6 separate regions of the Homo sapiens genome follow, and all the other regions are linked to region 5. The links are chromatin contacts, found by Hi-C or POLR2A ChIA-PET in ENCODE. All regions are on one chromosome and are shown on one strand. The core of a region is the stretch at or near the end of the contact, and the rest is flanking DNA. Distances in the headings are between cores, read along the strand shown. Region 1 has its middle 58 kb from the start of DIPK2A. Region 2 holds the start of SLC9A9 (solute carrier family 9 member A9). Region 3 has its middle 88 kb from the start of CHST2. Region 4 holds the start of CHST2 (carbohydrate sulfotransferase 2). Region 5 overlaps SLC9A9 (solute carrier family 9 member A9). Region 6 has its middle 45 kb from the start of CHST2.

What was found. A loop is a pair of places that touch in the nucleus more often than their neighbours do. ChIA-PET counts read pairs that join two places held with the same protein, here RNA polymerase II (POLR2A). Pooled maps may share reads with other maps.
Region 1: a map with no recorded cell type shows a loop between it and region 5 (5-fold over the local background). The contact joins two enhancer-like sites. A Hi-C loop is called at or near these places in 6 of 37 single-sample maps with no recorded cell type and 4 of 50 pooled maps.
Region 2: a loop to region 5 is called in a pooled map, with 2.1 times the contacts of the local background. The contact joins the promoter of SLC9A9 here to the enhancer-like site in region 5. A Hi-C loop is called at or near these places in 3 of 37 single-sample maps with no recorded cell type and 11 of 50 pooled maps. POLR2A ChIA-PET finds 5 or more read pairs at or near these places in 1 of 52 experiments (activated naive CD4-positive, alpha-beta T cell).
Region 3: a loop to region 5 is called in a map of mesothelial cell of epicardium, with 18 times the contacts of the local background. The contact joins two enhancer-like sites. A Hi-C loop is called at or near these places in 1 of 168 maps with a recorded cell type or tissue (mesothelial cell of epicardium), 2 of 37 single-sample maps with no recorded cell type and 2 of 50 pooled maps.
Region 4: a map of B cell shows a loop between it and region 5 (8-fold over the local background). The contact joins the promoter of CHST2 here to the enhancer-like site in region 5. A Hi-C loop is called at or near these places in 3 of 168 maps with a recorded cell type or tissue (B cell, GM12878 and naive thymus-derived CD4-positive, alpha-beta T cell), 31 of 37 single-sample maps with no recorded cell type and 12 of 50 pooled maps. POLR2A ChIA-PET finds 5 or more read pairs at or near these places in 1 of 52 experiments (activated B cell).
Region 6: a map with no recorded cell type shows a loop between it and region 5 (2.1-fold over the local background). The contact joins two enhancer-like sites. A Hi-C loop is called at or near these places in 20 of 37 single-sample maps with no recorded cell type and 14 of 50 pooled maps.

The regions. Positions count from the first base shown.
Region 1 is chr3:144,027,439-144,031,526 of GRCh38, reverse strand. No RefSeq gene overlaps it. Among named protein-coding and RNA genes, the nearest start is that of DIPK2A, 58 kb to the right of the region's middle. Within about 2 kb of position 2,611, at least 3 of the 41 ENCODE cell types and tissues checked have a DNase peak (open chromatin) inside an H3K27ac peak, as active enhancers do.
Region 2 is chr3:143,846,233-143,850,210 of GRCh38, reverse strand. SLC9A9 (solute carrier family 9 member A9) reads left to right here and starts at 1,743. Exons shown (of 16, transcript NM_173653.4): 1 at 1,743-2,063. The coding sequence starts at 1,889.
Region 3 is chr3:143,205,915-143,209,728 of GRCh38, reverse strand. No RefSeq gene overlaps it. Among named protein-coding and RNA genes, the nearest start is that of CHST2, 88 kb to the right of the region's middle. Within about 2 kb of position 2,373, at least 3 of the 41 ENCODE cell types and tissues checked have a DNase peak (open chromatin) inside an H3K27ac peak, as active enhancers do.
Region 4 is chr3:143,117,392-143,121,020 of GRCh38, reverse strand. CHST2 (carbohydrate sulfotransferase 2) reads right to left here and starts at 1,250. Exons shown (of 2, transcript NM_004267.5): 1 at 480-1,250; 2 at 1-377. The coding sequence starts at 204. RefSeq lists silencers at 1-67, 128-327, 388-467, 518-567, 598-647 and 1 more and enhancers at 1-534, 858-907, 1,193-1,692, 1,888-2,017, 1,693-2,194.
Region 5 is chr3:143,528,237-143,532,012 of GRCh38, reverse strand. All of the region lies in intron 9 of SLC9A9 (solute carrier family 9 member A9), which reads left to right. Among named protein-coding and RNA genes, the nearest start is that of SLC9A9-AS1, 190 kb to the right of the region's middle. Within about 2 kb of position 2,077, at least 5 of the 41 ENCODE cell types and tissues checked have a DNase peak (open chromatin) inside an H3K27ac peak, as active enhancers do; they include B cell, where a contact is called at or near this core.
Region 6 is chr3:143,163,179-143,167,098 of GRCh38, reverse strand. No RefSeq gene overlaps it. Among named protein-coding and RNA genes, the nearest start is that of CHST2, 45 kb to the right of the region's middle. Within about 2 kb of position 2,063, at least 4 of the 41 ENCODE cell types and tissues checked have a DNase peak (open chromatin) inside an H3K27ac peak, as active enhancers do.

The DNA.
Region 1 (4,088 bases), core at 1,362-3,861, 500 kb before region 5:
GATGCCACACAAAGTAGGTGACATTACTCATAAAGCATTAACCCCACAAATATTCAACCTGAATATAATCACTCTTAAAGACTGAGCTTCTGGTTTATAGAAAAATATGATAGAACAAGTTAAAACAGCACCACCAGGAAACAAACAAATTCAAAAAGCAAGCTGTTCTACAACACAATTGGACCAGTCACATTAGCAAGTTAATATCATTAAGATTGAAAAAAGAGGAAGGGAGGAAAAGGGAGTGTTCTAAATTAAAACATACAGGAGACATCACAAATAAATGCAATGTGTGTCCCTCATGAGGATCCTGATTCTAATAACTATAATTGTAGAAGAGATTTTTGAATAACATAGAAAATTTGACTATGAGCTCAGTAGAGAGAATAAGGCAATTATTATTATATTTTTAATTGTGATAATAGAATTATAGTTATTTGGAAAACTGTCCTTATTTTTAAAGAGATGGTCTCTGAAGAATTTAGAGATAAAATGTCATGATGTCCATAATTTATTTTTTAAAACTTCAGAAAAAATAGATGAAGCAAATATGGTAAAAGTTTTAATAACTATAAATCTAACTGGTAGATACACAGGAGTTTTTTGTAGTATTCCCTCTACTTTTTATATGTTTTAAATTTTAATAATATAAACAAAACAAGCTACTAATTTTTTTAAAGTTGTTTCTGTTGCATCCTTTTTAAACTTTACTTATTCAAAGCAAAATAATATTTATTGCATTTAATTGTCTTCCTGTTTGATAAATCCTAATGAATAACTTTTGATCTTCCATTTATTCCTATTTTTTAATTGTTTTCAAAAAAGCAGGTATCTGGGCCTTAATTCAATAACTTTTGTAGAACACTTAGGAATATATTTTTTTCCACTCCACTGAAATCTAGATAAAAATACTATATGAATTTTATTTTAAAAAACGTTTTAAAGCAAATACGATCTGATCAAATGTGTTTGGGATTTCAAATGCATGACTTCCTTGATTTTTTTGAGCTCATTATTTACATAAAAATATTCAGAGTTATTTTCAGGGTAATTGTGATTGAAAATATAATAATAATTATTGCTATTGCAAAATTTGTATATGAAATTTTCATTTGGGCCTAGTCATGGTGACTTTTATGTAACATATCAAAACATTTTGTATTTTTTTGATATCAAATGTGAACAGTCTCTCAAATAAAATGAGACTTATAACTAGTTGCATTTAAGTACTCCTGTTGACATAAGCTACAACAGGTGTGGAGAAAGGAAAGGAGCGAGGTGAGGAGCAGGGGCGTGGAAAATTCTCCAATGCAGCAGAGAAGAAAACAGTTTAGGTCACAGCATTTTGATCTTGCATGTGATACAACCACTCAGCTAGAAAGAATGAAGTGATCACACTGATATTCAGAGTTTGTGTCTAAACACCATAATCTTTAAGATTCGGAGTGCTTCTTTTATTAAAGTCCCAAATACGTGCCTTATCCCTCTATCTATATATCTTTCTATCTATCTATCTATCTATCTATCTATCTATCTATCTATCATCTATCTCTCTATCTGTCTAGATAGGCCTTATGCCTATATCATCAACCTATTAGATAGATTAGGTAGATAGACATAGATAGATATAGGAATCATAGATAGATATATAGGTAGATAGATACATATCTAGATAGGTGATAGATGGATGGATGGATAGATAGATAGACAGATAGATAGACAGATAGAGATACATTTCCACAATTTCCTCATGGATATAATATCAGAATAAGAGGAATAAAAGTTGATAAAGGCTGGGCATGGTAAATCACGACTGTAATTCCAGCACTTTGGGAGGCTGACACAGGTAGAGCACTTGAGGCCAAGAGTTCGAGACCAGCCTGGGTAACATGGAGAAACCTCGTCTCTACGTAAAACACAAAAATTAGCCTGGTGTGGTGGTACGAGCTACTTGGGAGACTGAGGCACAAGAATCACTTTAACCCAGGAAATGGAGGTTGCAGTGAGCCGAGATCACACCACTGCACTCCAGCCTGGGTACAGAGTGAGACTCTGTCAAAAAAAAAAAAAAAGTTGTTAAGAAGTTGGGGGACACTCAGTAGTACCTGAGGGCATACTGCCTGGACCATTGTTGACATGGAACGATGAAGCATGGAATGAGTTACAAGTCACACAGGCCATTCAACCAGCTCTCAGACCCTGCTGTTGGGCCCAAAACTGGACCCAGCACCACTCTGCCCATCTCCTGTTGCTGAGCCTCTGTGGTGTTAATGAATGGAGTACTGGGTTTAGCCACTAACATCTTACTGGTGGAAAGGGAAGCAGCAGTACTAAAAACTGTCAGTCCTTTATTCTTCATGTCTATTGGAGAAGCCTGCCTACACACACATGCTCATGCATGCACATGCACGCACACACACACACACACACACACACACACACACCCTGGGAGCATTCCGTAAACACAGGAAAAATGACATGGGCTCCAGAGAGCAATATTTCTGGCAAATCCAGATGGTGGTGATGTAAAACAACACAATGATGTTCACTATTACTCTCAGCTGTGAAAATTTACGTGGCAGTACCACTTCTCACTTTCACTCCATTTCCCCTTTCCCACTTCCCCATTTAGCATCTGTAAGTTACTCAGTCTCATTTTATAAAGATACATTCATTCTCTCAGCAAATATTTACTGAGTTTCTATCACATGCTAGGGACCAGGAGTTTGGTGATCAGCAAGAGAAAGACCCTGTTGGCTCTCCAGAAGCATACCTTCTAGTTAGGGAGACAAATATAATTTAGTAATTTAGCATCACTTCAGAGACGGAAAAATCAGTCTGGAAAAAAAAAAAACAGAAAAGGGACTCAGCAGAACTGAAAAAAGATCAAGGATATTTAATATAAGGTGGTTAGAGAAGCCCTGCTGAGGAAAGGACATTTAAGCAATATGGGAATGATAAGGAATCAATCCAGTGAAGATCTAAGAGGAGAGAATTCTAAGCAGAGGGAACAGCAAAGTTTCTGAGCAAGATAGCTTGCCAGATTGCAGGACCAGATTTTGTAGCCTAATTATAGTTAATAAAGATATAAGTGATAGAATAAGAGGACTCAGAGCAAGTCTCATAGGCCATAGTCAGGAGTTTAGATTTTATTCTAAATGGGTTATGTAACCATTGGAGATTTTAAGAAGTTGGATTAAAATGACCATGTTGACTCTTCTATAGAGAATAGGCTTTCATGATGCAAGAGTGGACATAAGAAGTGGAAAACAGGTTTTGCTATACTTAGACGAGAGATAACAGGTGGGAGGATAGTTGAGAAGATGGTGAGAAGTCACAGGATTTGGAATGTATTTCGCATATAGGATTGACAGAATTTTTGCCTATGGATTCAACTTATAAAAGGGCTGGCAAGGAAAAAAAGAAAAATCAAAGATAACACCAAGTCTTTGAATTTCACTTATAAATCTTCCTAATGGGAATCTGATAAGAATGTCATTGGTGTAAAATACATGTACTATGTCATTAGTGATACAAATAAATGTATATTTGTTGAATGAATGAAGGAGGAAAGATTATTTTCACGCTGCTTTCTTGTATAAATAGCTGATATTAAGCATGGCTTTGTCTGCATTATGTTTTTTTTAAGTGAACAATATATCCCAAAGATTGCTACACAGAAGTACACACAGGTATTCCTCCTTTCCTTAAACAATTGAACAGGATTTTTTGTATGAATATAATATAGTTCTGTCAATCAGTCCCAGTTGATGGACATTGCCATTTTTTCCTAGTCATTTACTGCACATAATCTTGCAATAAATAGCATGTACATGTCTTTTAACTTTTTACCTGTGAATCTTTGAGGTAGATTCTTAGAAGTGAGATTGCTGGGTTACCTAAGAACCCAAGATAAAGAACAGCAATAGACCAGGGCAGGTGGCTTACATCTGAAATCCCAGAACTTTGGAAGGCTGAGGTGGGGGATCAATTGGGGCTAGGAGTTTGAGACCTAACTGCACAACATTGCAAGATCCTGTCTCTAAAAAAAAAAAAAAAAAAAAATTTTTTTTTATACTTTAAGTTCT
Region 2 (3,978 bases), core at 494-2,993, 320 kb before region 5:
ATCTTGTATATCTGACAACTCGACTGAACCTGTGGAGTTGCAAAATCATAAAGGTAGAACCTGCTAGCAAAGCTCCATGAAATGCTTGCAAGCATTAGCTGATAGGTTTCAAAACAGTATGAATATTAGTCATCACAGATATTCCTGCCAAAAAGGGTAGCGTGTCAGAAGAACATCTGCAGCACACATAAATACCCTCTGCTAAGTTAAACTCAGAGAGGAAATAAGCTTCCAAAGTTGCACAAAGCAAAGATGCTGAAACAGCAGAGCTTTGTATTAAGGGGTTGATAGACTTGCTCTCATGGTGAAACTGTTTGTTGAGGAGGTAGTTAGCTCCCAATAATATTACATGCTTGACCTTTAGCTTTTAGTGACAAAAATTGTTTCAGGACGCATTTGGGCTCAGCCTACTCAATAAGAAATCACATTGTATAAATTGAGCATTAATTGTGTCAAAATGGGGATCATAAGTGATTAATACTCCCAAATTACAATGATATGGTAAAATGAAAAAAAAAATCAGCTAACCCCAGGATATACCCAAATGTGTTATAGGATCAAGTGTTAAAAGCAAGCAGGTCATAATATTTGCTAAGAAAAAAGAAAGAAAAGGAAAAAAAAGCTGCAGAACCCATGGTATTATCTTGAACTATTTTAAAGTAGAAAAATATGAAATCAGACAGGAGCAACCTGCCACATGGAAGATGATCTGAAGAATCATCACTCTTATGATCAGAATCCTGTGAATACAGAGCTTTCATTTCTGGTGGCAGAACCATTTCTCAGTGAGCAACATTGTTTTGCCATAGGACAGAGGAGGTTGTGATCTATTGCAGATTTCTGTGGGTCCTGGATGCCGAGACCAGGAACCCTACAAAGAGAAATCCATGCATGTGGCGTTGCTGAGGATGGCTGCGTGAGTTTCTCTTTCGAAGTAATGTGTTTTGTTTTTTTTCTTTTTTGTCTCAACGTATCCAAACAGTACAGTTGTAGAGATGGGGATGGAATTTTATTTGTCTTTTGCTTTCATTGTTTTCTCTTGTTAAAAGAAAAACAATTGATTTAGAGTTTAAAGGCTGCTCTGCAACTATCAATTATATAAAGCCAAATAGAGTCATATACTAAATCCTTTCTTGCTTCTCAACTAAAAAAAAAAAAAAAAAATCCTGTGAAATCACTTTAGGTTTGCTTAACCAATGTACAGTCATGATTTGAGAGCATAAGAAACCCTATAAGAAACCCTATGCCTTAAGTGAATCCCATTGTGAGATACTTGAGCTATGAGGCGGAAGTTTCAGGCTAAGCAGTGTAATATCTTTTCAGGAGGCTAATATGCTGATCCATTTAGAGCACAGAGGCTGATTGATAACTGTGCTATCAATCCCCATCACTTTGGCAGGTCTTGGTTAGAGAGGAAAGATCTTGCATTTAGGTGAAGTTGAGTCAGGAATTGGCTTTTTGAACTTAGAAAACGTTGCTAGTGTAAGGCTACCTTTTTTATTATTAATCTACAGTTCATATTTATGCAGCTTAAGAAGACTTATTTGGAATAATAAGACCGTGATTCAAGATCTTAGCATCATTGCTTGCAGATTTGTCCAGTATGAAAGATATTTTCATGAGATGAATCACTTAAAGACATTAAGAGTCAGTGATGAAACCACACACTCTCGAGTTTGAAAAGAGACAGGGCTGCTTTAAGAGAGAAACAGGAAGTTGTAACTAGAAGCCATCTGAATACTAAGCCAGGGCAGAATGCTTGTGAAGTAGCAACTAAAGTGGCAGTGTTTCTTCTGAAATTCTCAGGCAGTCAGACTGTCTTAGGCAAATCTTGATAAAATAGCCTTTATCCAGGTTTTTATCTAAGGAATCCCAAGAAGACTGGGGAATGGAGAGACAGTCAAGGGTTATGTCAGAAAAGGATGAGTATCAGTTTCAACATCAGGGAGCGGTGGAGCTGCTTGTCTTCAATTTTTTGCTCATCCTTACCATTTTGACAATCTGGTTATTTAAAAATCATCGATTCCGCTTCTTGCATGAAACTGGAGGAGCAATGGTGTATGGTGAGTGCATAAATTGTGAGATTGATGTGAAACTTGTTGCTTGAGCGTAATTAGAGACTTGTGCTCAGATAGCAAAGTACCGAAACTGGAGAAAATGTGCTGATTGAAATGTCATTAGTTTGATGAAAGGTGCTGCAGCGTAACGAATGCTAATCTCTTTACAGACAAGCCGCCGAAATTTGCCATGTCACGAGAGCAAATGTCACAGTCATGTTCTCACACGGCACATAATGCAAGTCTGTTGACAGATGCGGGTCCATTGTCATGTGGGGAGTCGAGGGCGAGCTGTTTGTTTTTGTAATGATGTTGGGAAGTGATGGCTCTGCAGTCACAAAGAGCAGCCTTCTCTCACTGGCTGCACCGATGAACATTACGAAGTTCTAGAAAAAACATCACTTCAAAATGCCTGGAGTAATTCCTCTTATATCAACTAATTTCAAGAAGAAAACTTGCAGAAACTAACCCCACCCCTCTTAAGAGAATATTGTGTCCAAGTCCTTTTTATTTATACGAACAGTGTCTTATTTTCTTATAATAAAAAGTTATAAATAAACGAGAGTTTCTTTATGCAGTACTTTTTACTTCTTAGCCTGATTTCAGATGTTCTAATTTATAATGATCATTGCTAGTGTTATTTGTTATGTATCTCCTATTTATGTATTGGAGGCCAAGGTGTGGAAAAATATTTAACACCTGCAGTATTGCTCTTTCTGGGCAACTTACCGTATCATTCCTTTCAGAAAGTTTAATAAAGTCTGACAGAGATTATCTGTCTGTACTCTCATCTTTTAAAGTAAAATGAAAGACACCAGTTTTTACTGGTGTTACTGATGAAATAGTTTACTTCACTGCTCTTATCTCAGCCTGATAATGGATAGGAAGTTTGAACACAATGGCAACAGGCAAGGCATTGCTATAATTTATAGCAAATAACATACTTTTATATTTGGGGTTTCCTCATTTTGGAAATCCTGAAACCCTTTCCTAAGCCTGAGATTCAGGGTACAGATCAATGCACATTGTATATGCTAATCCTGTGGTGTCCTGATATTAACAGTGTATAGTTGTGATTTCAGAACCTAAGGAATCCTAAGCCTTAAGTGGATCCCACTGTGAGATACTTGAGCTATAAGGCGGAAGTTTCAGGCTCAGGAGGCTGATATGCTGATCCATTCAGAGCACAGAGTTAAATTCCTTGGTACTGAGGGTCTTTTAAAAATTTTTTGCTTGGGAGTGGGGAGGGACAGCATTAGGAGATATACCTGATGTTAAATGACGAGTTAATGGGTGCAGCACACCAACATGGCACATGTATACATATGTAACTAACCTGCACGTTGTGCACATGTACCCTAAAACTTAAAGTATAATTAAAAAAAGAAAAAAAACATAACCCAAATGCAAAAAAAAAAAAAACCTTTTTTTGCTGTATTGTTTTATTTATTTTTTAAAATTTAGTGGAGACAGGGTCTCACTATGTTGCCCAGGCTGGTCTCCAACTCCTGGCCTAAAGAGATCCACTGACCTTGGCCTCCCAAAATGCTGGCATTACGGGCATGAGCCACCATTCCCAGCCAGTATTGAGGGTCTTAACGGGCACAAGAAAACTCTCATTTAAGAGAAAAAAAAAATCACAATCAGGTGGGAGAGAAATAGCCAAACAAAAAGGAGGGGATGCCATCAGATGTGAAGCCCTAGGTTCCTGTCATTTGCCTATCTCCATCATGAACAGAATTTTTCTCTTGACTTGACTAATAAGTAATCTGCAAGGATATGGAATAGAATCTGAGAAGCCAGAAACAATGTAATTCTTGATATCATATTAAAGGGACATATGTGCTTTAGCAAAACTACCCAGATTTAATAGATTGCCAACCTTTATTAGAGGGAAAGATTTCTTCACATCCCTGAATTT
Region 3 (3,814 bases), core at 1,124-3,623, 320 kb after region 5:
AGTGGCTTTCCATGCGGTGCTATGGAAGAGAGGGTAAATCTCTGGTCTCCAGAGGCCTGGATTCCAGCACCAGCACTGCACTAGCTAGCTGTGTGACCTTGGGCAAGTCACATCCCCTCTCTGTTTCTGAGTCCTCATGGGTAAAATGAAGGCACAGGGTTAGATAATATATAAGACTTACTTATTATCAGCCCTCAAAACTGACAGCTTTTAAGCCTCCCCCTCCCTCTTCCCCTTCTGTCCCCCTTCTGAGAAATCTGATAAGAAAGCCCAGGTGCTCCCTTGGAGTTTCATGCAATGCAAGCACCTGCTAGATGTCAGAACTCTCACCCTGGCCCCATTCCCTAATCACCATAAAAACCCAAGCTAGTCTTCTTTCCCTGCTCTCAAGCCATTTGAGACCTGCTTGGGATCTATCCTGCTCTCTCCAGAAAGCCTCATTATATAAGAAACTAACCTTTTTTTACACTATTGATATGTGTGCAGCATATCAGCCTTGACATCTAAACCAAATTTGGGGTGGGAGTCCTTCCAGTTTCTACACAGTGACTGCAGATAATCTTTGGCATCTGTGTTCAAAGGCTGCACCATTCAAGAGAAACGTAATGTGAGCTGCACATGAAGCATTAATAGAAGCCACCCTAAAAAAGTAAAAATTTTTTAAAAGCCACGTAAAATAAATTCTAATAATATACTTTATTTAATCCAATATATCCAAAATATTATTATTTCAACATGTAATCAATGAAAGAAGTATTAATGAGATAGATTAACATTATTCTTCCCATACTAAAGTCTTCAGAAGCTGGTGAGCATATTGCACTGCAGCACATCACAATTTGAAGTAGCCACATTTCAAGTGCTCATAACACATGTGTGGCCAGCGGCTAGACAGTGCAGGTCTAAGGAATCCCAATGAAGGCCCCAGATTCCTGAAACTATTGTTGTTTATTAAAAGTATTACATATTTATGAAAACTAAGATGCTATCAGTTATAAGATGCATTATTTCACATACCATTTAAACATTTTAATTATGAATGCCATAAATTCAGAGATTTTAAACTGAAAAAAAGTATGTACCTTAGAACTCTTAAATATATATATTTCTTTAAATATATATAGTAGTTTCCTCTAAAGGGCCTGACCCCAGGGAAAGGTGTAAGATGAGAAAATCAGTGTTTTGGTACCATTACCAGTTTGGTATTATTACCCTGCAAGATCCTGTTTCTCTCCTTGGACCCTAATTCTACCTAATTAGGAATTCTACCCAATTCCTGTCAATCCTTGTTTTAATGGATTGACATCTATTATCTAATGATAATTAGATGACAAAAGAGCGTTACATGTCTCCCTAAAATGTACATGTTGAAATCCTAACCTCCAGGTTGATGGTATTAGGAGGTTGGGCCTTTAAAAGGTGATTAGGTCATGAAGATGGAGCTCTCATGAATGGGATTAGTGCCCTTATAGAAAAAAGGCCCCAAAGAGACCTCTTGCTCCTTCCACCATGTGAGGACACAGCAAGAAGTCAGCAGTCTGCAACCTGGAAAGGGACCCTCACCAGAACCTGACCATGCTGGTGCCCCAGTCTCAGATTTCTGGCCTCCAGAACTGTGTGATAAAAATTTCAGTTGTGTGTAAGTCACCCAGTCTATAGTACTTTGTTATAGCAACCCATACGGACTAAGACAGGGAGTACTCATTGTACTAGGGGAATCCTTAATGTGACACTTGCATTTTCAAAGAAGACAACTAAAATGAGGCATTTATTGAGCACTGTGCCATGCAGTGAGCTCATCTAATCCTCCAACAAACTCGTGAGTTAAGTATTATTTCATTTCCATTTTTCAAAAAAGAAGAAAAAAAGCAGACTCAGAGAGGTTAAGTAACTTGTCCAAGGTCAAACAGTATAAATGGCAAATTCAGGTTAAATCTCTCTGATTCATTAGCCCATTTATTTTCTTGATAACCTAAATAGGGAAGTGATAAAGATGGGTTGAAAGATAGAGTCCCAGAAGGCAACTACTTACCTACTCCTCTTTAGGAAGAACCCACTCACTCCTTCTCAAAGGCCTTAACAATTGACTTTCAGGTGGCCTCCTCCATCAAACCACCATCAAATGTCAGCTCTGACCACAGTATTTGGCCACCCCTGGTGACTCAGCAGGTTTTCTTTGCAAAGCTGCAAGCAGCCCTTGGAATAGGCAATCCCCTTTTTAAAAAATGCACATCTTGAGCTCCAAGGAAATGCCTCAGTGAGCAGAATCAAGAGCACACACCAAAAAAAATGGTTGTGTGTGCAGTTTTGGAGGTGAGACTTTGCACAGTTCAGTAGCCATGGCCTATCACTCATGGCAGGATGGCCACACAGCTGCAGTTCTCAAGAGCCCGGCAGCCAGGGCCAGGCAGACATTACTTGTTTTTTTGGGGGGGGATTTTTGTTGTTGGTGGTTTTTTTAGTCCATGGGCTTGAAGCAGCCTCAAGACCTCAGCCCAGTATAAAGGGCTGCCTAGCAAGCCAGCCAGACTGAATTCCAACCCAGTTCAGAGAATTGAAATGTGAGAAGGAGCTATTCTTCAGCATAACCAGCACCACGGCATAGGCAACGCTTCAAAACACACAGGCAAAGAAACCCCTCAATTAAGTCTCTCAGCTGGAAGTATGTGGGTATCAAAATTGTTCTTAAGCACTATTTATCACTCACAAGCTGAGAATATCAGGGGAAAAAAAGTAAACCTGAAAAGCGTCATTGGAGACATTACTAGAGAAATAAATAAGACAGTGCAAAAAAAAAAAAAAGAAAGGAAAAAAGGTGTTCCAGGCTCTGTCAATGATGAGGATTAGAAGTGGACCGTTTGACAAAAGAATTTTCTCTACCACTTTTAGCTGGGGGTCAAGGCATTTCAAACATTAACCTGTCCTGGACATCATTACAATTTAAAGATACTTTATAAATGCCTTGCTCATACCTTCCTACAAAAACTCACACTGAGTTATTTTTGTCATTATTTTCCAATTTCTAGGTATTTGGAATATTTAGAACTACTGCTGCTGCAAAGGCTAAAATAGTCTCATAACAAGCCAAGCCCTCACATGCTTAGAATCATGAATTAGCTCCTTCTTTGGCTTTGCCACACCCAATGACAGCCACACACCTCTCCCCAGCTTATTTGAGGTGGAACAGAACCAAAGAAAGAGCCAGTTCCATGATCCTAAGCAGTAAAATTTCAGACCAGTGCATTGCGGAGGACAGGCCTCAACTACTTAATCCTAATGGGTGGAAACAGGGGGAACATGCTTCATTTTTCTACAACCCTCAGGCCAAAGTCAAACTTCACTCATGCCTTCTTTGTCACTCGCTTTCCATAATGATGACTTGAATAGTATTAACTTTAACAATAAAAATAATAGACCCCTTTATATCTTGAGACCGAAGCCCTGGAGAGCCAGGGGCCTGTGATCGCCCTCCCGACCCCAACGAGGGATAGCCATGGAGGCAGGACCACCACCCTATGGGTCCAGAGGGTAGAACATGGGGCCAGAGAGGATTATTCTCAAACCCTAAGGTTTCATGTTGTTTTCCCTGTCAGGTTACATAGGACCTATGACCACTTTGTTCTGTCCTATTTCTCCCTTTCAGAATGGAATAGCCTACATTGGTCCTATCATTGTATTTGGGAAGCACATAATTGGTCTGGTTTCAAAGGTTTGAAGCTGGAGAGGAATTTTGCCTCAGGATGAATTGTACTTTGAGTTTCACCTATATCTGATTTAAACAATATTTAGATGAGACTTTGGACTTTAGACTTTA
Region 4 (3,629 bases), core at 1-2,500, 410 kb after region 5:
GAGCACCAGCAGCAGTGCATAGCCCGCGCACAACACCAGCGCCTTCCTACGGAACACCTTCATTCCGAGAGGGGACGCGGGCCAGCGGCGTCCTGGGCGCCGGGGCCACTGCGGGAGCAGGGCACGCGGCGCGGCTGCAGGCGCAGCCTGGAGCAGCCGAGGGAGCGCGCCCGGGGGCAGAGCTCGCTGCGGGCTGCGGCTCATCACAGGCACAATCCGGGCCGGCGGCGCGGCGGAGGCAGCCCTGCAGCCCGGGAAGGGGACGCAGCGGGCTGGCTGCTGGCGCCGGGACTCGGGCCGCGACTCCGAGGCGGGCGCGGCGGCTGGTCCCCAGCGCCCAAGGCTGGCTCTCCCATGGCAGCGGCTCCGGGTAGGACCTGCGAGGGGAAGCGGAGTGAGCGGATGCGCCCCAATCTCCCTCCCAGCCTCCTCCTCCTAAGTAACGCCCACCCTCGGTTCTGCCCGGTTCCTCCGCTCACCTGGAGCCGAGGGCGCGCCCGGGAGCGGCCCCGGATCACCGCCCGGCGGACTGTCCGGCTGTCACTCGTTCCTCGATTTCGCTCCCTCTCGCTTCCGCTGGGGGTCCCCGCACCTTCGAGGGGTCTGGGGAGTCGGCCGACTTATCCCTGGGCAGTTTCCGGGCAGCGGGCGCCCTGCGGCTCGGGAAGAAAAACTTTCACGCGGCCCAGAGCCCCGCTCCGCGCTCCGCCGAACCCGGCGCCTCCCGGCTCCAGCGACGTCTCCTCCGCTTTCTCGGGACCGCAGCTTCCTGTCTCGCTCAGGGGAACGAAGCCGGCTGGGGGCGATGGCTGGGGGCGGCTTATATGGGACTCAGCTCCCGGCATAGCGGCGCAGCCCCTCTCGCTTTCGGCCTCCGTGCGGCGAATTTTCCCACCTCTCTGGCAGCGGTGGATGGGGCACAGCGCGACCCCGCAGCGGCGGCGGCGGCTGCTTCCATCACCGGGAGGATGCCCGGGCGGACAGCGCAGGCAACCCCCGCCGCTCCGCAGCCTCCGACTGGACCAAAGGACCCCGAACACACAGCTCTAGGCAAGGAAACCCAGGTGTGCAGCACTGCCCGACCCGACCCAACCCGCCCCCGGTACCAGCGCTTCTGGCCAACGAGGTATTTAAGCAAAGAAAGACCCCGCCGCAGCCGCCGCCGCCGCGCGAAAGCGGCGCCCAGGAGGATGCTGCTACCCGACTCCCCTTACGCCGGGCGCCCGCAACGCGCTCGGACCAGCCTCTGCGCGGCTCCTGCCAGCCGGCGCCCGGTTGGTGCGCGCCGCCGTCTGTCGCCGCGGCTCCTCCCCTCCGCCGCGCAGCCCTCCCCCTTCGCCGGCCCCGCCCCCGCCCCCAACGCCGAGCCGGCTCCCACCGTCGCTGCGCCTCGGGGGCTGGAGACGCGACCCGCTTTACCGCGACGCGCGGGGGCTGCAGTCCACGGGTCCGAAGGCTTAGCTCTGCGCGCAAAGCGCCGGGATGCGAACGCGGGATCTGGAGCTCGTCGGTGCCGAGAGCTGCCAGAGAGTTGGATTCTGCGTGCAGCTGCCGGACTCGGCCCCATGTTTTTGCTCTCAGAAAGAGTTGGTGATGAAGTTTGGGCAGAAATCCCCTGTCGGCCGTCCGCTCCACGCTTCCCTCGGGGCCGACACTGCCAACCTCTCCGGGCACTGAGGACACCTCTGCGCCCTGGAGCGGTGGGAGGACGCGGAGCGCCGTTCTCTGGCTTCCGACACCCTGCCCGCCCTCTCTAGTGGGTCTGTGGCTGCGCCCTCTCGAAGGAAGTAATAAATCTTTCTGACCTTGGGGGTCAGAGGAGACGCTTCAGTTTTCCGGAGGGGTGTGCGGGCGGGACCGTCTTTCCGCTTTACTGGACCTCTGGCCGGGGCTGCTCTTGTTTCATTGTGCCCCACATGCGGAGCCCCGATGCTCTCCGCATTTCCGCTCGCGGTGCTGCGTCCACTGTGATTGACGTCCTCTGGAATTGGGGTGATGGGGGAGGGGAACGCCCCGTTCTAATTTGCAGAAAAATACTTGTCCCGCTTCTTGGTTTTGTAGATGAGATCAAAGAACTTGACCCCAAAGGAAACACCGTTGTTGAAAGAAAATCATTTTTCAGTTGCTTTAGGTTTAAGTACTTTTGTTTAAGGTTATGAGGAAAAGCGTCTCTCTCTCCCCCCAACTCCCTCCCTCCCCAAGAACACTAAGCTGTAGCCTCAACTTCATCTGTAGAATGGGGACAGTTGTAACAGCCTCCGGAGACTGAACGGTGGTTGAGTATCAGAGCGCGCACACGAAAGGTTAGACCTGAGTTCAGGCCTCCAAGTGCCGAAAAGGGAATCTCCGTGGGGCCTGAGGCTCAGCACCCTCGGATAAACAGAGCTCTCGCTGATCCGGAGTTTTGTTGCCTCCTGTCCCAGTAGAGTTTTTAGAAGTTACTGCACAATTATCTTTGTAGCGTTTCGGGCAGACTTTTCAGAGGACCGTTCTAACATTAAAATATTGCTGTTTGCGCCATTATTCTTCCATGAGTCTTACAGAATCCCCTGAGTACAAAGACTTGAAAAGTGACTTAACTCGCTTTCCACGGGTTTTTAACTCTCTTACGGATTTAGTTTCAGGGGAGAAAAATGTTCAAAAAACTTATTTATCCTTGTTTTCCAGAAAAACCCATAATGTCACGAGTACAGTTCAGCTTATTTTTTCTCCTGGGGAGGGGGATTGGGACAAGGACAGCAGAGCTCAAATTTTATATCCAGCTTTCTCAAATAATATGGCATTGCCTCTGGAAGTGGGTCGAGACAGGCAAGAATCCCTGTTAACAGATGAAGGTGGTAGAGTTTAATTGAGCGACTCCCCATCTTTTCCTTTTCTGGAATCCCCAGCCTCCCTTCGCCTACTCTCTCAAATGCCCCTGCCCCTTTTTCACCACCTCTTTTACCACGAAAACTAAAATGACATTGGTGCATGAAAAGACTGATGGGAGAGAGAGGGAATTGGGGAGGAAAGTAAATCTCAATTTTAATATTCAACATGATTCCAAGAAAAATAATTTCTAATATTTTTCATTTAGTTTCTGGCTTTGTGCTTACCCAGAAAAAAACTGAATTGCATTAGTCGATGTAGGGACCCTTTTTAAAAACAATTGTTTGCATAGAAATAATTCCGTTTGCAATTTTGTAACACTTTACTGGTGTTGGCAAAATAGTAAATCCATTTGCCAGGTGCCCCCACAGTGCTCAGCTGGCATAAATTTACGGGTTCTGGCATCTCCACCCTCTCCTTGCTTGCAAATTTTTCCCATTTTGCATGGTGTCATGATTAATTCTGAACTTTGTTATAGCTAATGACATCTGAAAACTTCATAATGCCTTCCTTCCCGCATTTGTTTGGAAATTCCTTTCATTTTAATCTACTTATTTTAGCATAGTAATGACCCAGACATATAATATGTCACATAATAATGTCACTTGCACAAGAGCCAGTCATGCCACAGGGCTAGCCTTAATTTCGGCTCACTGGTTTAGTTTGTCACAATTCCATCTCCCCCAGGATGCTCTTTCAGTCTCTGTCTTCTCTGCTGCCTGTTATGTTCTATTGGAAACTGTCAGGCCTCTGAGCCAAAG
Region 5 (3,776 bases), core at 828-3,327:
CTGGATTATCAGATTTGCTTCTGCATTCAATCAGTTGTGATTATCACGCATTATGTAGCCTCTGGAAACCTCCATTGTATCCTCAGGATAGAATGAGAATGAACAAATCAAAGGATGTCTTAGTAACAGTCTGAAAATCATGTTAACTTCATGAGCTACCTGTAAGAGTCTCAGGGAGTCTCAGAGGTCAATAAGTCATACTTTGAGAACCGTCCCTACACGTAAGTTTATTTCTGTTTACTTTTTACCTTATTGTTTTGTTTTTAGCTTTTTAAACTTACTATGTCATAGGCCATGATATTGTTCTCTTTCATTAAAATGAGATTCATACATGTTAAATAACAATTACCTAGATTATTTGGTCTTATTTTTCCTAATGTTTCTCTTAATTTACACCCACATATTGTATTATACAACAAGAAAGAGGAAATGAGAAGGAACTCAGTGAAGATTTGTGTAGACTGCCTTCTTCCTAAAGGTTTTTAAGACAAACTTCCTATACATTATGTCTTATTTGATTTAGTGCTGCTTCCAGCAGGAAGATGTACTCTGTGATGGCTCATGGTTTTAGCTTCTTCTCTCCCTCATGTGAATCTCTGTCTCCAAAGACATGAAAAGATGCCCTACCACTGTTCTGAGATGAACTCAAATAAATAAAATTCAGCTCTATTCACCAGGGTCTCTAGAGGCTTATAAATGAAGATCAGGATAAAGGAAATTTGGGGATGTGGTTTGCTTTCCTTGCCAGGGGAGCATTTGAAATCTCAAGAGCTAAGTAAGGCCAAAATGCTCAAGCGGAGGCATGAGTTGATGTATCAGATTCACTCATAAATGGGGATAATGATAGCTTCTATTTCATGGCACCAGAATCTATAAAAGTACTCACCAAATAGCTGTTGTTGAATGAATAGTGTTGTAAAGATTAAATTAGTTTTCATGCATTAGTTTTTACAAAATGTTTGTGGCTCATAATGAGCACTATATGCATGTTAGGTTTTGTTTCAGTTATTTTGTTGTGTTTTTTCTGAGTGCTGGAATTAGGACTCATAATTATATCTCGCAGTTCAAGCTTCTTATCTATAATGGGATTATTTTATTCTATGAACTAAAACATAAAATGCTAAAAGGAGGTAAGTTGACAGAGGCAAATCCTGAATCACATTATGGCAATTTTTCAATGAATTCAGTTAGAGTAGCCACCAATATGACACTGGTTAAATCAGAAACTCCCATCTTGACAGAACAGTGAGAAGCCAGATCCAACCCTTATCAGTTGTCTGATTTTGTCTCCTTTTTCTTCATGTTGCAAAAACTATTTGAATAGTGTTTTTGGTTTTTGTTTGTTTGTTTGTTTGTTTTGTTTTGTTTTGTTTTTCAGATTTCTGATGGACTTGAGATAATGCATGCACACTTTTCCATTTGGTCAAGGTTTTTCCTTACTAACTGTATTAGTCTGTTTTCACGCTGCTGATAAAGACATACCCAACACTGGGTAATTTATAATAAAGGAAAAGAGGTTTAATGGACTCACAGCTCTGCGTGGCTAGGGAGGCCTCACAATCATGGCAGAAGGCAAAAGGCAAGTCTTACACTGTGGCAAGCAGGAGAGAGAATGATAGCCAAGCGAAAGGGGTTTCCCTTTATAAAACCATCAGTTCTCGTGAGACTTATTCACTACCAGGAGAACAGTATGGGGGAAACAGCCCCCATGATTCAATTATCTCTCACCGGGTCCCCCCCACAATATGTGGGAATCATGGGAGCTTCAATACAAGATGAGATTTGTGTGGGGACACAGCCAAACTCTCTCACTAACTTAGTAATTATCACTTGAATATTTTATTAGGCATGATAATTCATTTGCTTATAGCCACTTGTTAGCCACAGCCCTCTAAACTCAAAGCCAGGTATCCCTTCCCTTCCCTCAGTACAGTGCATGCTACAACGTCAATAGCTTCAACAAGCCAAACCTAAAACTGGATGGTAGGCTGCTTTCCCAGGGTTCTAATAACAGGTGGTGCACGGGTTAGACTCCAGGCAAGCACAACCCCAGTTTCCTCATTCTCATTCTTCCGTCCTAGAGTCATAGGAGTGGCTTCTGTTCTGCTCATCTGAAATTCAGAAACAAAATAGGGCACTCCTTTGATAGACTTTTTATTTGCTAAATTTACTGGAAATACAGCATCAGATACAGTGTCCAATCTTCCTAGTCTTCCATTTTTCAATTCTTCTCTTTTCGGTGTACATATCAATGACTTTATAAAATATGAATAAGTACTATATACATTTATATAAATGTAAAACATTTAACAAAATACTCGGTATCTAACTCTCTCCCTAGAAGCCAGTAATCATTGATGGGTTACTGAGTCCTTGGAATTGAAAACTATGACTTCTATTCTCTTCCCTTTGTTACAGTTCTTCTCAAGTTTTCTTGAGTAAAAATCCCTGCTCTCATGTGTTCAATTCACCTGGTATATAAAACCATCCAACAAAACAGTGTTGAATCCTTCCAAAATCCACTGGCAAATACTTTCATGGGATGACATTCCCTAAACAAAACTTCATAATGCCCTTGTTTTATCCACACCCCTAGAGAGGATTACATATCAAAGAATTAAAAATGTTTTAATAGAACTCAGGCCAAAATGCTTCAGATGAATTAAGAAATCCTCTGGGTCTCTTCCAAAAGCCAAAGTGAACTTGGACTTTTTCTCTCTCCAGTGTTTTTATAAAAACGTTTTAAAAGTTGAATTTGTGTTTTCTTAGCTATCTCAGTATTGCGGTTCTGATCATAAGATGTTGACTTCCTCCCAGAGGGGCATTTCCCACTCTGAAATTAGCTGCTGCATTTTTTGCTTGAGAGGCTTGACTGCGTCTCTACCCTCAAGCACCTTAGCTCACCCCGCTGTTGTTGGCACAGGGTAACTCACCCTCCTCATCTGCAGCTCTGTCTCCTCCCACATGGCACCGGCACTGTCCCTCTCATCTGTAAGATACACACATTCTCCTTTAGACTTATTTCCTTCTGTTTAGAGTTAATGCTCTTGATGGCTTCACATTTCCACTATTTCATATTGTTGGTCCTCTTAACTTATAAGTCATGAAGATCAATCAAAGTAAAGATAATAAACTCCTGACCTATCAGATAGTCTGATGCCTGGCACACAGTAAGTACTTAAGACATATTTGTCACACTTTTTTTTTTTTACTTTTGAGCTAGAAGGACAAAAATACCCAGGCATGAGTTAATGTATAGAAGGTGGCTTATTCTCCTTTGCCTTCTTCTAGGACTTTTTACTTGATCAGACCATATGAAATTGCTGCTATTTGATAGTTTAGACCTTATAGAAAAGGTAATTTTGTGTGATTCAGCTGTTTTCATGGTGCTAAGCAGCTTGATGTTCTGTTTGCAAAGAGTTCCCACCCTCACAGAGTTGTTCATAGGGTTATAGGGTGACCAACTACTACCGGGATAGAGGACTTTCAGTGCTAAAACGGGAAAAGATCACAGCAAACTTAGATTTGTTGATCACCCACTTATCACACTGCAGTCAAATTCTGCTTTCTGTACTTTCTTATTTCCTAAATGTGTAAAGGAAAAAATTTCCAAACTCATCATAATACTAGGTAAGATTTATTGAGGGCCTATCATGTACAGACAACTGAGTTAATTGGTTTAATCTTTCCAATAATGCTGAATTCTTCTAATAATTCTTAATTCCAACAATAATTCTTACCTCCATTTTGCTGGCCGCTAAAAGGAGGCACAGAAA
Region 6 (3,920 bases), core at 814-3,313, 360 kb after region 5:
ATAACACTTAGCTTAAAACACAAACACATTGTACAGCTGTACAAAGATGTTTTCTTTCTTTATATCCTGATTCTATAGGTTTTTTCTACTTCAAATTTATTTATTTTTTTTACTTTTTAAACTTTTTTGTTAAAAACTAAGACAAACATACCCATGATCCTAGGCCTACAGAGGGTCAGGATCTTCCATATCACTGCCTTCCACCTCCACATCTTGTCCCACTGGAAGGTCTTCACGGGCAATAACACACATGGAGCTGTCATCTCCTGCGATAATAATGCCTTCTGGAATTCCTCATGAAGGACCAGCCTGAGGCTGTTTTACAGTTAACTTTTCTTTTATAAGTAAAACTACACTCTAAAACAATGATTACAAGTATAGAATAGTAAATACAGAAACCAGTAATATAGTTGTTGATTATCATTGTCAGGCATTATGTACTGGACATAATTGTATAGACTATACTTTTATAGGACTAGTAGTGCAGTAGGTTTGTTTACACCAGCATCACCGCAAACATGTGAGTAATGCATTGCACTGTGGCCCTAGGATGGCCACAACATCACTAGGCAATAGAATTTTTCAGCTCCATTATAATCTTATGAGAACCGTTACATATATGGTCCATCGTTGACAGAAATATTGTTTTGCAGTACATGACTGTATCTAAAACATTTAGAATCACAGGTCTATCAATCAGTCAATAAACATCTAGGAAGCACCCAATAGGTGCAAAGCCTTGTGAGACCCCCCCAGGTCTATGAGAAAGTACAAGCCAGTCGATCTCTAAGACTACGGAGATTGGACTCCTATCTAATGATACTACAGCTCACAGCATATCCTCTTTGGGAATGGATTTCAGAATATGGTGTGGATCCGGAGAAAAAGAAAGAAAGGAGGAAGCTCATTGCGAGGTAGAAGAGATAATAAATTTTTAGCAGAAAATGCTTGGAAGATAGTTAGAAATTAGGAACTATGAAGAATTCAGATTTTTTTTTCTTTTATTACTATACTTTAAGTTTTAGGGTACATGTGCACATTGTGCAGGTTAGTTACATATGTATACATGTGCCACGCTGGTGCGCTGCACCCACTAACTTGTCATCTAGCATTAGGTATATCTCCCAATGCTATCCCTCCCCCCTCCCCCCACCCCACAACAGTCCCCAGAGTGTGATGTTCCCCTTCCTGTGTCCATGTGATCTCAGATTTTTAAGAGAAGGCAGATCCACTGATATGACGACTTCTGAAACTGGGAAGTATGACTCATGAACAAGTCAGATTCTTCCATTCAACAGATTGAGCTGAGTGACTTCTAGGTCCTTGCTACTCAAAGCATGGGTCACAGACCAGCAGCAACAGCATTACCTGGGAACTTGTTAGAAATGCAGATTCTCAAGCCCCAGAAATAATGAATTAGAATCTGCATTTTAACAAGATCCCCAGGTGATTTACATGCATTATGAAGTTTTAGAAGTACTTGTCTCAGTGCCAAGCATTTACTATACACATGTTTACAAAAGGAGACAAGGAAATCTGCTTGAGGAGACCATTCTGAGCTGCTAGTAAGGAACTGGCCCAAATTTGTCCTTCTCTACAAATCTAGAGAATTTTCAAGTGCCTGCTGCCTCCCACCTGGCACCCAGTTCCTTCAGTGGGAGCCATTGATTGGTACAGCTGCCTTAGAATTCAAGAGAGCTCTTTTCTCAGCCACTGAAACAAGAAGAGCGATGTTGAATCAGAACTCATTTTGCCCACAGGACAGTGTTTATAATGTGCTGTTATGTGTTGACATTATTTACACTTCCAACTTAATTTATATAAAGTATTTATATTTCCAAAAAAGATCTGCAACAACTTATAACAAGAGATATATTCAATAAGGCCATTCAAATGCAAAACCAACAACAAAAAAATCAGAAGGACAGGAAAAAGAAGATGCAAAAAGGAAATGTTTCAAGCATCTTGGGTATTATGGTTATTTAGAGTTAGCAATAGACATAGCTCTGAGTTTGCTGGTAGCCAACGCAAAGCGAAAACAGGAGGAGTTATGAAACTCTCATTATGTGAAACATATTACTCAACGGAGGCAAGAAAAGAGATATTTTTGAAATGCCCTGATATCAGTGTCAACAGGAAGAAGTTCAGTATTTGGAGAAAGAAAGATTAAAGGAAAAATTCTGGCCCCAAAAATCTTCACACACACACACACACACACACACACACACACACGCGCGCACACACACGCGCGCACACACACACACACACACACTTACTTCGCATAGGTCTCCAGTAAATGTTTTGCATTTTTACTATAAATTCAACGCTGGTGCTCAAATTTAGAAAATATTTCTCTCTTGTCTTCTCCCTTACATACTTACAATTTAAAACCCTGGGATTTTCAAAGCACCGTCAAGTTTTACATCTTGTTTGGCCTTCACATCAGTCTTCTGAAATTACTTCCTCCATTGCACTATAAGGAAAGCAGGCCCAGAAAGGTTCTCTTACTGCCTAACATCCAGAAGTTAGTCTGGAATCCATTTCCCCCAAAACCCAGGCTTGATCCTCAGTGTCCTTAATACTACAAGCTGCCCTTTCTTGGAGGTCAAGATTTAATTCCATTGAACTCTCTGAAAATCTCATTTCCAGCTACCAAATGGCAGACTCTTAAGGGAAGTGACTCTTTAAGGCAAGCAGAAGATGGATCTATAATATATTGCAAGACCAGCAAGTGCCTACACTTAGGAAGCTCACTCTTAAAAGGGTCACTAGGAAAGGACTCTCTATCTAAAATGTGCCTCCATCTATGTGCTTGATAGTGCCAGTTAAAACCCTAAGAGGAGGTTTCAAAGTCTAAAATAACTCTGAGAAGGGGAAGGGAATAAGTATGTCTACCATAATCAAAGAAAAACAGCCAAGAAGAATGAAAAAGACCTCTGCTGGGATCGGCCATTCAGTGACAAGCTTGTCTCGCCAGAATATAACTCAAGGAAAGGTGTCAACATCAAAACTGAGATCTCAGAAAAACAGCATGAGGATGAACTGTGCAGTGAGGTAGCTAATCCACACAGCGGATGACAACAGAGGCTCAGAATACAAATAATGCTGTCTCTGCTGGAGGGAGAACCCCAGCACCATTCACTTCCAGAAGGAAACTCTTAGTGTGTCCCTGCCAGGAAAACTGAGCCAAACACAAAAAAACCTCCAGTTTCTTCTCTCCTTACACTAATCCACCACTCAGGCAAACAAACTGGAAACCTGGAGCTCTGAATAACAGATACCAGTTCAAGATGCTACTTTGGGATAAAGCGAATCTGCTCTGTGGTCTGTTTAGCAACTAATCACATTTCCTTTTTTTGTTGCTATGGCAAGGAAGCTCAGAGCCAAATCCGTTGCCTGCCTATAGCAAGGGTTCAGGACCAACTGATGTCTCTTTCTTTGTAGTTTTGGTTTTATATTTGTTTCCTATACTAATTTGTCTAAAGGCTGGCATATTTTTATAAGCCACATTAAACTGGCTTTGGAATGAGATAGGATAAAGATGATAGATAAACAGGAAGAAGGGAGGGAGAGAAGGAAGGAAGGAAGGAACATCCATATTATGTGCATGTATATCTAGATGAGAGAGAAAGATTTGATTCCTGAACAATTATCCAGAAAGACTGTCTGGGCAAAGTGCATCATTGGGGGTAAGAGAATGAGAACATCACAGCATCTGGCCAGAGTCCTGTGTGAGTCCCATAGGACCCTGACAGGCAAAAGAGATGGTTGACAGAGCCACTGGCTTAATGGGGTAGGAGGTCAAAACTAAAATGCCTAGTGTTGTTGTTCATGCCTGTATTACCCACAGCCACTATTAATGAGGAGGTACCATGTACTGTGTACTTTCCCACGCTGTCTTTTTTTATTTAGGAATAATT